Regions from separate parts of the Homo sapiens genome. Here region 2 is linked to region 1. Evidence: chromatin contacts called from ENCODE Hi-C or POLR2A ChIA-PET data. All regions are on one chromosome and are shown on one strand. The core of a region is the stretch at or near the end of the contact, and the rest is flanking DNA. Distances in the headings are between cores, read along the strand shown. Region 1 overlaps KAT6B (lysine acetyltransferase 6B). Region 2 overlaps KAT6B (lysine acetyltransferase 6B).

Evidence for each region. Hi-C counts contacts between places; a loop is a spot of excess contacts on that map. ChIA-PET counts read pairs that join two places held with the same protein, here RNA polymerase II (POLR2A). Pooled maps may share reads with other maps.
Region 2: a loop to region 1 is called in a pooled map, with 3 times the contacts of the local background. The contact joins two enhancer-like sites. A Hi-C loop is called at or near these places in 3 of 168 maps with a recorded cell type or tissue (HepG2, dorsolateral prefrontal cortex and gastrocnemius medialis) and 6 of 50 pooled maps. POLR2A ChIA-PET finds 5 or more read pairs at or near these places in 1 of 52 experiments (OCI-LY7).

What each region holds. Positions count from the first base shown.
Region 1 is chr10:74,896,701-74,900,094 of GRCh38, forward strand. All of the region lies in intron 3 of KAT6B (lysine acetyltransferase 6B), which reads left to right. Among named protein-coding and RNA genes, the nearest start is that of KAT6B, 72 kb to the left of the region's middle. Within about 2 kb of position 1,536, at least 3 of the 41 ENCODE cell types and tissues checked have a DNase peak (open chromatin) inside an H3K27ac peak, as active enhancers do.
Region 2 is chr10:75,032,086-75,035,479 of GRCh38, forward strand. KAT6B (lysine acetyltransferase 6B) reads left to right here. Exons shown (of 18, transcript NM_012330.4): 18 at 1-539. Among named protein-coding and RNA genes, the nearest start is that of SNORD172, 12 kb to the left of the region's middle. RefSeq lists an enhancer at 1,160-1,209. Within about 2 kb of position 1,851, at least 4 of the 41 ENCODE cell types and tissues checked have a DNase peak (open chromatin) inside an H3K27ac peak, as active enhancers do.

The sequences.
Region 1 (3,394 bases), core at 286-2,785:
ATTTTATCTGCTAAGATTTTGGCAGCTAATTGTAGATTTTATGAACTTACATTGGGTTGCCTTTGTCTTCTGTTATAAAAGCAATAATTAGAGGAAATGATCCTTTTGAGAGGTTGTTTAATGAATTCTGCTTGTTTTAAATGTGCTGCTTTAAATCTTATTTCACGTAAACTGTACTAATGCCCAAATTATCTCACCCTAGATCAGCATTGAACCAAAGTATTATGATGATTAATTTCCTTCTGTTAAATCCCTTATAGTCTTTTCTTTGGTGTGTGTGTGGGGTCAACAATCAAAGAAAGAATTTATTGACTTTACATTTAATATGGTTTACTCTACTTGATTATATTGTTCAAGTGTGAATTTGTGTATGGTATAAGATTATGCCATACTGGGATTCTATTTTCTGTTAAACAAATAGCTTTGTGTTTTATTAACTGCCAGTGTTTAAATTTAATGGTTTAAGATTTCAGAGAGCCCTTTTTGTAAGTATTTGAAAGTTTTTATTATAATCCTGAGCCTAACCTTCTTCTGGTTTCACTGCATCCTTCTCCAGCCTTGAAACAAGCCCTGGCACAGACGCAAATCCTGGCGTGCACCACCTCTTCCTCTCCCCCGCTCCCCACTCTAACATGACAAGAAGTGTCTGTCCCAGAAGTAATCTGATTGTGCACCTAGAGTACCTGTTTTCTGCCTGGGGAAGAATGCACACTGCTGGACCTAGAGCGGTGGCAAAAGTGCCCTCTCCACTGTGGGGGCCACAGTGGTAGGCACAACCCTTATCCCTCAGCCCCATTAGTTAATTAAGTCATTTTACCTGCATTAAACTTTACGGGCAGAGAAAATTCAGTAAGTCACCACTACCAGGTGACTTTCTTTTTTATGTTACCCCCTAGCAAGGCATGTAGTTTGCATCCTACAGAATATAAAAGATGGGGCCAGCATCTATTCTGTGTCTTAGCAGTGAACTTCATCCAATAGATACTTGATTTTTAAATACTTTCACCTTGTGTCATGATTAAATCACTAAACAGGAAGTTTCAGCTTTTCTTTAAAGAAGTACATCCTATTAAAAATTTAAATGTCTTCATAACTGCTTACGCTCAGTAAATGAACACTAGGAATCTATAAACAGGAATCTATGGCTCTAAAAATTGAAATTTTGGGGGCTGTTTCATTCTTTAGAACTTGAAAACGCCATAGGCAATTAGCTATAATTCATTTGCAGATTATTTTTGCCATGTTAAATTAGGAATTTTAGCCATAGCAAGCATAACAGACAAGCACACTTTTAAATTATTTTGTTCAGCAAAACACCATAGGCCCTTATATGTGTTTGCTGGAATTTTTCTTTGTCAACAATAAATCTATATGTTTCTTTAGTTAAAAAAAAAACAGCAACAAAGTGTTTATTGTAGAATGTTTACTTTTTAAACAAACGTGAAAGGCATTGGTACAAAAAGGGAAAAGCACCTAGGATTTGGATCCTCAGTGGGTCCAGGAGTACAGCTTCCTTGTTCTGCAGTTACTGGAGGCAGTGTGGTGAGGGGAAGGATGTGGGCTTTGGACTGAGCTGCTGCTTCTACCTGTGCTATGACTTTGCACAAGTTAGGAGTAGCCTTTTTGAGCTTTGTTTTCTCCTTAGAAGATGACTAAGATCATGTTTGCACATAGCACATGACACAAACTCATGATACTGGTTTTGTTTTTTCTAACATTGTCTCAGTGGGTCTTCACTGCCTTCTTTCTACAATTTTTTTTTTTTAAGGGAATAGGGTCTTACTCTGTTGCTCAAGGCTGGAGCGCAGTGGCTGATCATTGCTCACCATAGCCTCAAATTCCTATTCACTGCCCTCTTATATAGTGGATAATGTGGGCGTTAGTCTCATGCAGTTAAGAGAACAGGTTCAAAAGAAGTTTTGAACTGTCTGTTTTATTTTCACAAGGCCAGTCAGTGACAGAGAAAGAACTTCCACTTGGGTGTCCTGGCTCTGTGTCCCATGGTTTTCCTACTGAAATACTATTACTGTGCTATAGCAGAAGAAAGAAGGCTAAGACAGTTCTGTGCTTACAGTCACCTTCAGTTTCAAATGTAATCATATCCTGGGGGAGGGGAAATGAAACTTTGAGTTTCATCTCCCAAATCATTCCTTTATTTAGAATCAACCGGCTGGGCACGGTGGCTCATTCCTGTAATCCTAGCACTCTGGGAGGCTGAGGTGGGTGGATCACTTGAGGTCAGGAGTTCAAAACCAGCCTGGCCAACATGGTGAAACCCCCGTCTGTACTAAAAATACAAAAAAAAAAAAAAATAGCCGAGCATGGTGGCAGGCACCTGTAATCTCAGCTACTTGGGAGGCTGAGGCAAGAAAGTTGCTTGAACCCAAGAGGCGGAGGTTGCAGTGAGCTGAGATTGCGCCACTGCACTCCAGCCTGGGTGACAGAGCAGTACTCCATCTCAAAAAAAAAAAATAGTATCAATGAATTCAAAGAAATAAAATGTTTTTCATGTACTCATGGAAACAACTATTTCTAAAATTCTAAATGAATTATTATTATTATTATTATTATTATTATTATTATTATTATTTGAGACGGAGTTTCTTTCTTGTCAGTCAGGCTAGAATGCAATGGCGCGATCTCGGCTCATGCAACTTCTGCCTCTTGGGTTCAAGGGATTCTCCTGCCTCACCCTCCCCAGTAGCTGGGATTACAGGCGCCTGCCACCATGCCTGGCTAATTTTGTATATTTTTAGTAGAGATGGGGTTTCACCACGTTGGCCAGGCTGGTCTCGAACTCCTGACCTCTGGTGATCCACCCACCTTAGCCTGTCAAAGTGCTGGGATTACAGGCATGAGCCACCGCGCCCGACCTCTAAATGAATTTTTAAAACTCCAGCATCTCACAAATGGTTCTTGAATAATTTTTCCTTAGCCTGCAGTGTTTAAGTTGGGTTTTGAAGGTTTTGTTACTCAATAGTCACCCTTTTTTGGGTGTAAGTTTGTCCTCTACTCCTGAGTAAGTAAGTGACCTTAGGGCAGTATTACCATGAAACAGATCTCACAAATAACATTGATACCAACATCATTATTTTTGGTCAAATGTTAAATAGTTAAAATTTGTCATCCTAGTCTATATTGAACTAATTTGAAATACCTTATATTTAAGCAAACTTTATTGTTTTTAACATAGCAAAACAATTAATAAAACTTTAAATCAATTACACATGAAACAGTAAGAAAGCAGTGCAAGATTAAAATCTCTAGGTAAGTGTTCTATAGTGTATAAGTAAGTTCTGTAGAACTTCAGAAAAAAGAGAGGTCAGTAGGATTCTTAGAGCAAAGTGTGATTTTATCTGTACTTTGGGTCAGAATAACTTTTCTGATTTTTTTT
Region 2 (3,394 bases), core at 601-3,100, 140 kb after region 1:
TATTGCTTCCTTTTTTGTAGCCTTTGTACCTGTACAGGGTGACAGTAAGGGCCAAGCAGGAGAGGCGTAATCCTTGTATAAAATAGGATCCAGCGACACTCTTGTATTTATCTGTTCTCTTTTTAGTCAGTCACTTCAAAAAAACAAAAAACAAACAAAAAAAAGCTGTACATTTTAACATAAAATAAATTATGATGAGCCATTTTTAGCCTCTTGTGTCCTGTCATATTATGATTGATAGAGAATGACCAATGGAACTGTATCATGTGTCACGCCTCAGAACACATACACATTTTGGGAAAATAAATTATTTAGTGTAAATTGGAGTTATGGGATTTTCTGATTTGTTTTGACTTTGGGGGAGGGGTTGGCAATAAATAAGAGTAATATCTAATAAAACCATCACATATACCAAATACCTATTTAATAAATTAATTTATAATGGATTTTAATGCTTTTCATGAAAGTTTATTTTATGCGAGTGCATACCTTCTGTATGCCAATCATTGTCTTTAAAATAAAGTGAAATTGTTTTTTTCTTTTGGACTTTGATCTTCATTTGCAAAGAGATCCCGCACAAATATCCAGCTGCCTCACTCGCACAGTCTGTAGAAACATCCCTCCAAGCCTCGCACCAGGGTAGCAAACTTCCTTTTTATAAAGATTCATACCAAAAAAAGCACCCAATTTGGGATTGTATGTTTGAAAAATCATTTTCTTTTTAAAAAGTGTGAACGTTTTGCTCTGTTGTGAATGATTAATTGTATGTTTTCTTTAGAGTCTAAAGTTTAGACCCCCTGCCAAAAGTGAATATTCACAAGTATAGCGTTCAGAGAAAGTTCTGAGTGTTGCTTGAATTTGGTTATTTGAGCAACAAGTCTAGAAATGAATGCTTGACCTAGCACCCGTGTGAAACTAGCCCGTTAAGCTCTCCAGGTGTCTGAACACGTGTGCTCGCAACTCCTCTGTTAAGCAGGTCACTACCCTGTGGAGGAAAAAAGTTGCTTTTGCACTGTTGATTCAACACACACACACAAAAATTAGATGTTTTACAAAGCATAGACATAAGCCTTAAAGTGGACCCAAAATCGTGCAAGGGCAGGATAGAGCGTACACACCAGAATAAAAGGCCTTGTGCAGACAGAGGGTGCCCAGTGGAGTTCTGCCTTGTACTCTCACCCTTATCGTTATTTTCTTTCACAGTTACAAAGTGTATTGGGTTTAGTGTCACAATTTTATCTTTTAGTCCCTTCCTTCCTCAACTGCAAAGTCAATGGGGGTAATATATGTAACAGCTGAGGGAGGGCTTTCAAGAAGACACGTCTGAAGGGCCGTCAGCACAAAGGGAAAAGATCCATTTAAGCTGCTGTGCTAATAGGAAAAGAAACCTATCAGCCATCCTCAGAGTAGGAAGTGGTGGTCTATGCCTGCACAAATCGAACACTGCGTCCATTCAGGAGTGGCCAAGGACTGGGCAGCCCAGTGGGCCACACATCGGGCAAGAGGCTGCCCGAGCCCTGGAGGTGGGGTTGGGGCCTGGAAGCAATCTGATCGGGAAGCAGAGCCCCGAACGGGCTCCGACCTGTCACATATTTTGTCTCTTTCCTCTTGGGTTAAGATTCTCTGGGGGCTGAGATTCCCCTCTGTGTTCCCTTTGGCCATGACCTGCTAATCACACCTTGTGGTTTGTGCGATGTCTGAGTTCCCATACCCTGCCAGCCTAACAGCCCTCTAAAGGAGCTTGTGGAAGAGTCCCAATCATTGCCCCAGACCTGCCAAACCCTAATCTTAGAACAGTCCCAGGGACACCTCGGTTGCCCAGGCTCCTTAAGGACTGCAGCATAGCTAGGACTAGGAGCTTCCGTGCTGGCCCCAGTCCCAACATTCCTTGATGGAACAGAAAGGCTTAGCATAGGAAGGAAACTGCTGATCTGAGATGGCCTCAGAACACCCTGCCCTCCACCTCACCCACTCTCACTAGAGAAATCAGTTCACATCTGAATGTGACGCCAAGGATTTGGCGAAACAGGAACTTGGATTCATCAAAGCTGAATTCATTCGATTGAGATTCATTAACAGGCCACATCATTTAAACCCTAACTGTGTTCTATTATTTGTAAGAGTCGTACCAAGTGGTGGTCAGTTGCCAGCCTCACGTTTTAATAGTTGCAAGTGGTGCCTACGCCAGGTGGGAGGGCATCCACCTTCCTCACCAACATTCTATTTTAGAAGTAATGACTCACAATATCGTCACAAAGCTTTCACAAACTCCTCCCACACACCCACCCTGTGCAGGAAATGGGGCCATTCTTTCCAATGTACAGATCAGGATGTTGAGGCTCAGATTAAGCTACATTAATTACCCAAACTCACCCAGCTAAAATGTGTGAGCTGAAACAAACCCAGGTCTTTCCAAATCCCAGCTCTTTTTTTCTAGGACACTGTATTCTGAAAGGCCCTAATTTGTCACCTCTCTGATTTAAAGGCTTGGCTAATGAATACATGTTGCTGTAAAAACTGTTAAGTGCTATATAAATACAGATCCCTTTGTGGCTGCGAGCAAGCCTTGGTCTACAATCAATCTTCGATACTCAAAGTACACGTACTGTTACATTATGAAGCAGCACCTTCCATTTCTCTGTACCCAGGTTTCCATCGTTCCTTCTACCTTCTCCATCCCCTTTCCTGGACCTTCCTCCTCCACCCAGGCTTACCTATAAACATTGATGTTCTGCAACACTCAGGCCGGGAGTGTTCTCTCTGTTTTCTCTCATCATCTCATCTAGTATGATGACTTCAAATTCCACCTCTCTGCAGGTGACACCCGGAATTACATCCCCAGTTGTGAATATTCCTCTGAGCTTTAGATGCCACGTCAAATGACCTGGGACACCTTTTGTACATCTGCATGACAACCGAACTGGTGATTTCCGACCGCTCCTCCGTTCCTGCTCTGGTCCATCCCATCTCAGTGTTAAAGCACTGCCGAGAAACCTCGATCAGTTAGCCCTCATTTCCCTCCCCATCTCGGGAGGTCCCGTCCGTTTTCTGGGTTAATTCCAAAATAATCTTGAATACTAATCCCCTGGTGCTGTCAGTCCAGCCCATTTCCTTTCCTGTCAACAGCCTCCTAACTGCTCTTGCCTCGCTTCTTAACTCCCTACAACCTGTTCTCCATACTTCAGCCAAAGGATCTTTCCAGAGTGATCTTGAAACAGATCATACCATTCCCCGGCTTAAAACCCTTCAGTGAATCTTCTGTGTACCTGGAATAGAATCAAGTCCCTCTGCCCCTCTCCTTCCACTCCCACTCTCAGCCACCAGCTCCAGCCTTACTGATGGGCAGTTCCTCAGCCTCGAATGCTCCGGCACATTTGGAAGGTTTGTGCCTTCA